Regions from separate parts of the Homo sapiens genome. Here regions 1 and 3 are each linked to region 2. The links are chromatin contacts, found by Hi-C or POLR2A ChIA-PET in ENCODE. All regions are on one chromosome and are shown on one strand. Each heading gives the region's core, a stretch centred on a gene start or an enhancer-like site at or near the end of the contact. The rest is flanking DNA. Distances are from core to core; before and after follow the strand shown. Region 1 holds the start of RAB11FIP5 (RAB11 family interacting protein 5). Region 2 holds the start of HK2 (hexokinase 2). Region 3 holds the start of TPRKB (TP53RK binding protein).

Region 1 (2,896 bases), core at 330-2,829, 1.7 Mb before region 2:
CCTAAGGCACAGTCCTGCCCCAATCCCCTTACCCTCCTACCCAGATCACTCCCAAGTTAACCACTTGAGTGATCCACAGCAGGCTGTCAGCCCCGGGGACTGGCTTCCAGCTCCTGCCCAAGCCCAAAACAGGAAATGGGGCTCCAAGGCTGAAGCCTTGATCTTAACACAGGCAAGGTTAAATGCTGCCAAAATAAATGATTTAAAAAAACCCTGGCCCACTGAGGTGGAAGTGACCGGGAGATAATCTCCTGCTGTTCATTAACCATGCCGCTGCCTCTACCTCAGGCAGGGCAGGGCAGGCAGGCAGGCCACTGGAAGGCTGACTCAAGTGTTTCCTTCCTTAACTTAGAAGCTCCTCCTATCCTCAGACCAGGGACACAGGACACAGAGGGACAGGATGGGGGTGGGGGGGTGACATCTCTAGATAGTGGAGGGCATCTTGAGAGCAAGAGGCAGATGCCCCCTGCAGCCAGCTTCTACGTTTAGCGGGGTAATCAACATTCAACCTCGCCCTGGAGGAAGACACCTGGCTTTCCTTCCCCCGTAGGGCAAGGCTGCGCCTCTCCACTCCCCTGCCGGACAGGCGCCCGCAGTTCCCCTCCCCTTTGAGGAAAGGGAGGCAGGCCCGGAGGTTCTAAGAACGGCCCCAAGATTTCCCTTCTTGAGGTTTCCATAGCCCCAAAGCCTCTGAATCTCATTCCTAACTTTACTTGACAATCTACTCCTAACGTTCGCCACCACTTAAACCTCCCCCAGGCCTCCCAGGGACCACCAGTGGCTGAGCCCCACACAGCGCACGTTTGGGAAGCTTGAAGACGACCCCGAAATGCGAAGAACCAACGTTTCTGTCGGTTTACGCCCTTAAGCACGAGGCAAGGGCTCACTGGCCCGGCTGAAGTTCGGGGTCCTGATCCCCCACCAGCCCCGCCCTGTTAGGCCTTTAGCCGTTTCTGTGCCCCCGCGCCCCCTACTCACTGCGTGTGCTGGGCGCGGCCTGCGCCGAAGACCTCGTCCAGCGCCACCGTGGCCTGGCCCAGGAACTTGTCGACGCCGATGAGCGAGCGGTGCATGGTGGTGAGCACCAGCTCGCAGGCGGCGGCGGAGCTCGCGGCCCAGGGCGCCGGGCCCGCGTCGGCCTCCTGCGCCCGCAGCAGGCCATCCAGGGCCCCCGGCGGCAGCTCGAAGGAGCACTCCTCACGCCACTCGGGGCAGCCGTGCGTCTTCTCCACCACCGACGTACTGTACTTCTCGCGGCCCACCTGGATCACCGTGTACGCGTCGCTGGTGCTGCCCGCTCCCGAGCTCTTGCCCCGCAGCCCGCGGGCCCGCAGCACCGTCACCTGGACGTGCGTGGGCAGCCAGCGGGAAGGCCCCGCCGCCGGCTCCGCGCCCCGCACCAGGGCCATGGCGGAGAAGCGGGGGGCGAGGTCTGGCCGAGCCGGTGCAGACCCCAGGACCTGGTGACAAACCCGGCCGCGGCAGAAGGCGGTCAGGAACCAACTCTGAGCGCCGCCGCAGCTGCGGGCTGGGCTGGGCCGGGCCGACCGGCCGCCGCCTCCCCGCCTCACCGGGCCGCTGGCCGCGGGCCGCGCCGCGACGTCAGCGCCCCGCCCCCTGCCCCGCCCCGCGCCCGCCGCCCCAACCGGCGAGGCGGTGCGACAGGGATGCGGGCACGCAGCTCGCGCCCCGGCAGCCGCAGACCAGCCCGGAGCGGGAAGGGGCGGTGCGCGGCCTCTGCAGAGGGTGGGCGGAGTTCCCGCGGTGGCCCCGCCCCTGGCTGGGGGCGCCCGAAGCAACCCGGCCTCGCTTGTGGGGAGCCCTACACCCGCGGCCAGGTACGAAAAACCCGCTCTGCGCCTCCAGGCCAATCCCACGTCTTCCTTCTAAAAGTCCCTGCTCCGGAAAGCCCTCTCCGTAAAAGGGTCCCGGCCCGCAGTTCCTGGGATGGCCAGCCTCTTGGCGCGGACTTGGGGTGATGGGGACCCCCGCCGCTCCCCTGACCCCGGGCCGCGCTCTCCCCTCCTCCAGTCCGCCCCTGCGGGGGAAAATGCCGGAGTGAAACTGGAGCGATTGCCGCCCCGCCACGTGACGGTCCCGCATCGGCGACCTGGAAGCGGGTGAGCTGCCGCCGCCTCCAATCTCTCCCGGCGCAGGGGGCCGGGATGCGGCCATGCGGCGGCGCGGGAGGCCCGAGAGCGGGGCTCACCCTCCTCAGACTCTGCGGCGGAGAGCCGAGTGATGAATAAATGAGTAACCACATCAATATTTAAGTGTTCACTCGGAGCCTTGGGGCCAGTGTGTCACGGGTTGGGGGAAATTACAGGCCCTGGTGGGGGGTTAAATAACTACTTCCACCCATTATTAAGTGCCTACTGTGTGCCAGGGCCTAAGTATTAACGTATACTTGGTTTATTATTGATAATAACGATGTTTAGTAATTATAGATGCTGAATTTCAGCCAACTCTGGTCAGTGCGCTTTTATATGCATTACCTCATTTTATCCTCAGAGCAACTCTGTGGGGTGAGTATGGCTTTTATCCCTATTTTCCAGAAGATAAAATGTCAGCTCAGATGGGGGAGGGTTGTGAATCCACTAGATGCCCCCAGAGCGTTTTTTTTTTTTTTAACTTTCAGAGCCTGTACTTTTAAAATAATAATTTAAAAATAATACACACAGCTTTTTTAAAAAAATCAAATAGGACAGAATGGCTTGCAATGAAAAGCAAGAACTCCCTCTCCATCCTTCAATCCAGGGATGCTGCTTAAAGCCACTGGTGTTTTCAGGTCTGATGGTTACCTCCACATCACTACATTAAGATGCTCACATAGCTACATCTGCATTTATCAGGACTGGCCACTGTCTGTTGCCTTCCTCCTATGATAGATAATGAT
Region 2 (2,706 bases), core at 115-2,614:
ACCCCACTGTTTGAAAAACTCCTCCTCAGTAGAACATGGCAGACCTTCATCTTCCTTCCCTGAACCTTTTCCAACCTTAGGCTTGCCATTCTCCACCAGTGCTAATGTCATGTCTCTTGAAATCTGTATTGAAGTCAGTATTTCATTCTTGCCAGTTTCCACTGTGTGTTTAAATTTGGAGTCTGGTGTCTAGCATTAGCTGGGGTTGGAGCTTCCACTCCTCTCAGCATTGGTAAGCCTCCTCACCCACCCCATCCCATGTCCAAGATCACCCAGTTACACACTTACCATCTACCCAGTTCATTCACATCATCAGTCCCAGAGCTGCAGAGATGCTCTTTTTCTACCTCCTACTTCTCTGGCTCTTAGAGAGGCAGCATGGGATAATGGGGCAAGCGAATAGGGCCTTAAAGTAGAGGGACAAGGGTTCTCTTCCCTATCTGCCACTTATTAGCTATGTGACCTCGTGTAAGTCTCTTTTCTTTTTGAGACAGGGTCTCCCTCTGTCACCTAGGCTGGAGTACAGTGGTATGATCATAGCTCACTGCAGCCTCGAACTCCTGGGCTCAAGCTATCCTTCCACCTTAGCCTTCTGAGCAGCAGGGACTACAGGCACATGCCACCATGTCCGGCTGATTTATTTATTTTTATTTGGGAAGATGGGGGTCTCACTATGTCGCCCAGGCTGGTCATGAACTCCTGGTCTCAAGCAACCCTCCAACCTTGGACTCCCAAAGTGCTGGGATTACAGGTGTGAGCCCTGGCCTTGCCTCAATTTCCTCATCTGTAAAACGGGGTTAGTGAAACTCACATCCTATCAGTGGTTTTGAGGATGGGCCGACTCTTGTATTGCCTGCTCTAGTACAATCAGCAGCTAAGGCGGCTCACTTTCCGGCCGTGCTACAATAGGTAAGAACTAGGATGCTTTAGACGTGTGACTGGGCAGTGGGAGCCCCTCACATGATCCCGAGATGCCAGACAGTGTCTCTCCGCACAGGGCGTGTGCTGGTCCAGAGGCCCGTTTTTCCAGTCGCCCCACACCCCGGGTCCGCGATCACGCTCCCCCCACCCATAGCCGAGCCTGACGCGGCGGTGGCTCATGCGCCTTTCCGTCCCAGCCTTTAGCCACGGACCACACGTCCCATCTCAGGCGCCCCGCCCCTCCCCCGCCCCCCGCCCCCGGCGCGCCTCCCCAGGCTGCCGGCTCCGGTGTCTGAGCGGCCGCGCCCGCGAGCCGTGAGCGATGATTGGCTGCGCCACGGCGGCGGGCGGTCCGTGGGCGCACACACCCTCCCCGCGCAGCCAATGGGCGTGCGCACGTCACTGATCCGGAGGCCCGCGGGCCGGCAGCCCCTCAATAAGCCACATTGTTGCATGAAACTCCGGCGCAGGAGTCCCGGGCTGCCGCTGGCAACATCGTGTCACCCAGCTAAGAAAATCCGCGGGCCCGAGCCACGCGCCTGTGAATCGGAGAGGTCCCACTGCCCGAGTGGAGCCGGGCTGAGATTCTTCTCAAGTTGAGCCTCAGTGATCCTGTGGCCGAAGTTAGCGCCTTGACGTGGGACAACCGGACACGTCGCCAGGAGAGAACTGAGGCGCCTTCTAGCAGTTGTGACGCCAAAATCACGTCTCCGGAGACCCGCGCCCTCCGCCAGCCGGGCGCACCCTCGCCGGTAGCCTTCTTTGTGCGCCGTCCGGACTCCCAGCTCCCGGCCCGGCAGCCGAGCCCCAGCACAAAGCAGTCGGACCGCGCCGCCCGCCTCCCCTCTCGCGTCTCCGCCTCGGTTTCCCAACTCTGCGCCGTCGGGCCGCGGCAGGATGATTGCCTCGCATCTGCTTGCCTACTTCTTCACGGAGCTCAACCATGACCAAGTGCAGAAGGTAAGTCAGCGCGGGCGGGGCGGCAGGCTGGGCTCTGGCAAAGTGGTCTGGCCTCCATCAGTCTCTTCCTCGACCCTGCGGGGACCCGCTTCCTCCCTACTCCGGGCCTGGGAGCGGAAAAAGTTTGGGCAGCCGGGACACTCCTGGGCGCCAGGAGCCACGTCCGCTAAGCACAGCCGGCGAGTGCGCGCGGGCGGGGAGCCGAGGTCGCGCTCCGCCGGGCGCCCTCCCTCCCTGAGCTCCGGCACGCGCTCACGCTCTCTCCCCCAGTCCCTTTTTCCCTGTTACTGGAGGGGCGGGTCACCCCGCAGGTAGTCAGGGATTGCTGCGCCCACGTGGGAGGGAGCCCCCTTCTGCAGCGCGAGTTCCGGCGAGAGCACGTGGAGAGAATCGTGGCTGCGGGAGGCTGCTCCGCTGCCGCGTGGGGCCGCCGGGGGCCGTCCGCGCTCGCGGACCGCGTGTAGGAGACGAGCGGTTCCCTTCTCCTTCCCCGCGGCCCTGCGGGGGTGGGCTCGAGGAGAAGCTGACCCGGGAAGGAGTAGGAAAGGGGCAGAGGAACTCCGCCCGCCGCGCCCCCTCCCCGGAACTGTGGCGCCCGGAACTGAGGCTCGGCGAGGGGCGTCCCCCATTAACCCCCGCCCCTCCAAATCAGCCTCGGGACCGCCCAGCCTCGTGTCCTCAGGATCTGCCTCTGAGTAAGGGGAGGACTTTGGTTGTTACTTTCTGGTTTGCCCTAAAAGTTACTCGGAGAGGCCAACGCGCCGCGTTCCTGGATTACTTGAGATTCTTGAGATTTATGTCCTTCCGAAAACGAGCTTTTTTTTC
Region 3 (2,720 bases), core at 126-2,625, 1.1 Mb before region 2:
CGGTGTGTAAAAACGGCAATAAATAACATTAAGTAAGTAAAAACATCTGAATGGAAAACAAAACACAAACTGGCCAAAATGTGGGTTTTTTAAAAGGCTTTTAAACAAATATTAAAAAGAAAATACACCAAAAAGTTAATGTTATCTCTTATTTAGAATTAATTTGACTTTTTCTGTTACAAACAGAAAAAAATATATTTGTGAACGATATCCTGGCACACAGTTCAATCATTAGTCATGCTAAGGTGGAAAAAATGGATACAGAAAGACATAATCAGTAGGATCCCAATTATATAAAAAGATACACATATTTTTTTAAAATACATGAAAGAAACACTAAAATATGACCATCTTGGGTAGTGAGGTTATGAGGTGATTTTTATTGTCCTTTATATAAAAGAAAATATTTTGTTATGTATGTTCTGAATTTTCTACAGTAAGCACACAAAACATGAGTACACATAATAAGAAAGGAAAAAAACGTGCTTTTTAACACTGAGTGGGGGGAAGAACCCTTAGAAAACTTCAAAATAGTTTGTTCTTGTTTAGCGTAATTTACTCACTCAGGTCAGAAACTTGGAATCATCGTTGAGACCCAACCTGTCACTCAAATCCTATATCTAATCCGTAAAGTCCTGAATTTTCACCTGCTAAATATACTTTTGATTCGTCCACTTCTCTCCCATACGCTAGGTCACATCGCTCATCTACAGCAGTAGCCTTCTGAGTGGTTTCTCACAATTCCTGCCCTCCTATAATCCAGTCGTCACCAGCAGTTACAGTGATCCTTTCAAAATGTACATCAGATCTTGTCATTCTGCTGCTCTTATGATAAAGCCCCAACTTTGTGTCACGGTGTTCCACACTCTACGATCTGGTCCCTGCCTCTCCTCTTCTGCTACCGCCGCAATGGCCTTCTCTAAGCTCAAGTCACCAACCTTTCTCCCCGATTCTGCCCTATCGGACAGGTAGTTCCCTCTCTCCTTTCATCTCCGCCTGACGCACTCCTCCCTCCCTTCAACTCCATTTGGAGTCCATTTACTACAGCGCCCAGAACCCCGGCACTACGGCTCTTTTTAGTCTGAGGACTAGCTCCTTTTTGGGCCCAATCACAACTCTGAAGAATCCTGCGCCTATCCGCTGCATGTCTCCTCACTAAACTATTTCTTGAGGGGACAGCCTGACTCTATCATTCTCGTGCTGCATTCCCAGGGGCTGGCCTCGTTGCCGCTTGAGAAATACCAACCGCAGCCGTTGTCCCAAAGACACTACTAAAACTGCCCGGACCCTCCCGCTCCCGAGCCTGCCCGTTAGAGCGCAAGGAAAACTCACCATCCGGCCCCCAGTGCGTCTCGGAAGAGCTCCCGCTCCGAAACAAAGCTCACAACTTCCGGAAGCGATGGCCAATCCCCGTCTTCTTCGAGCCAGTTTCCGGATAGGCCGGCTCGGGGTGGCCATCTGTTTCCGGGTCCTGGTAGGAGGGGTGCTTCCGCCCATGGTCCCGCCCATTCTTCCGCCTCCCCAACCTGGGTCCCGTCAACGGACGCGAAGGAGAACAGGGGCTGTATATCACTTCCGGCGAAGGAAATGGAAGAATCTATGGGCTGGGACCGGAAGCTGGGGTCTGGTTTTGAGTCTCGGCTTTGTCTTAACCTGTGTTGGGCGTTGCACCGGGCGACCTCAGTTTCTTCCTGTACAAGGAAAAGTACTGACCAAAATGAGTTCTACATACATTTCCGCTGCTGGAGATTTCTTTGGTTTTTGAGACAGAGTCTTGCTCTGTTACTCAGGCTGGAGTGCTGTGGTGCAATCTCGGCTCACTGCAACCTCCGCGTCCCGGTTCAAGCCATTCTCCTGCCTCAGCCTCCCGAGCAGCTGGGACTACAGGCACCCGCCACCACGCCCCGCTAATTTTTTGTATTTTTAGTAGAGACGGGGTTTCACCGTGTTAGCTAGGATGGTCTGGATCACCTGACCTCGTGATCCACCCGCCTTGGCCTCCCAAGGAGCTGGGATTAGTTCTTTTTCTGGGCCATGTCTCCTGTGACACTTTGGACTTTTGAGTTTAATGCTGGAACAAGTTAAAATTTTGGTAGGTGATTGGGAAGGCATGATTATGTTTTGCAATGTCAGAAGGACATGAGATTTGGGGGTCCAGGGATGGATTGAATATATGTCCCTGCCAAATCTCATGTTGAATTGTCCCCATTTTTGGAGGTGGGACCTGATGGGAGGTGTTTGGGTCATGGAAGTGGATCTCTCATGGCTTGGTGTCTTTGCAATAGTGAGTGAGTGCCAGGAAGATGTGGTTATTTAGAAGTGTGTGGCACCCTCCAACACAGTCTCTTGGTCCAGTTCTCACCATGTGATGTGCCTGCTCTCTCTTCTCCTTCTGCCAATAGTAAAAGCTCCCTGGGGCCTCCTCAGAGGCCAAACAGATGGTGGTACTATGCTTCCTGTACAGCCTGCAGAAACATGAGCCAATTTAACCTCGTTTCTATATAAATTACCCAGTCTCAGGTATTTCTTTGTGGCAATGCAACAGCCTAATTGCAGGGGGCAGGGGCAGGGGGAAGAGGTGGGGAGGCATGACACACTGGGCTAAAACATGAAGAACATTCGGCCAGGTGCGGTGGCTCACGCCTGTAATCCCAACACTTTGGGAGGCCGAGGCAGGCAGATCACCTGAAGTCGGGAGTTCGAGACCAGCTTGACCAACG

What was found. A loop is a pair of places that touch in the nucleus more often than their neighbours do. ChIA-PET counts read pairs that join two places held with the same protein, here RNA polymerase II (POLR2A). Pooled maps may share reads with other maps.
Region 1: a map of CD4-positive, alpha-beta T cell shows a loop between it and region 2 (9-fold over the local background). The contact joins the promoter of RAB11FIP5 here to the promoter of HK2 in region 2. A Hi-C loop is called at or near these places in 1 of 168 maps with a recorded cell type or tissue (CD4-positive, alpha-beta T cell) and 6 of 50 pooled maps. POLR2A ChIA-PET finds 5 or more read pairs at or near these places in 1 of 52 experiments (MCF 10A).
Region 3: a map of B cell shows a loop between it and region 2 (7-fold over the local background). The contact joins the promoter of TPRKB here to the promoter of HK2 in region 2. A Hi-C loop is called at or near these places in 1 of 168 maps with a recorded cell type or tissue (B cell), 1 of 37 single-sample maps with no recorded cell type and 9 of 50 pooled maps. POLR2A ChIA-PET finds 5 or more read pairs at or near these places in 1 of 52 experiments (naive thymus-derived CD4-positive, alpha-beta T cell).

The regions. Positions count from the first base shown.
Region 1 is chr2:73,111,369-73,114,264 of GRCh38, forward strand. RAB11FIP5 (RAB11 family interacting protein 5) reads right to left here and starts at 1,580. Exons shown (of 6, transcript NM_001371272.1): 1 at 979-1,580. The coding sequence starts at 1,409. RefSeq lists silencers at 188-431, 1,589-1,678, 1,749-1,908.
Region 2 is chr2:74,832,763-74,835,468 of GRCh38, forward strand. It overlaps HK2 (hexokinase 2), which reads left to right and starts at 1,365. Exons shown (of 18, transcript NM_000189.5): 1 at 1,365-1,881. The coding sequence starts at 1,819. It overlaps HK2-DT (HK2 divergent transcript), which reads right to left and starts at 1,225. Exons shown (of 1, transcript NR_185897.1): 1 at 1-1,225. RefSeq lists silencers at 857-926, 1,107-1,336, 2,257-2,506 and an enhancer at 2,083-2,706.
Region 3 is chr2:73,735,970-73,738,689 of GRCh38, forward strand. It overlaps TPRKB (TP53RK binding protein), which reads right to left and starts at 1,376. Exons shown (of 5, transcript NM_016058.5): 1 at 1,333-1,376. RefSeq lists enhancers at 1,638-1,717, 1,758-1,817.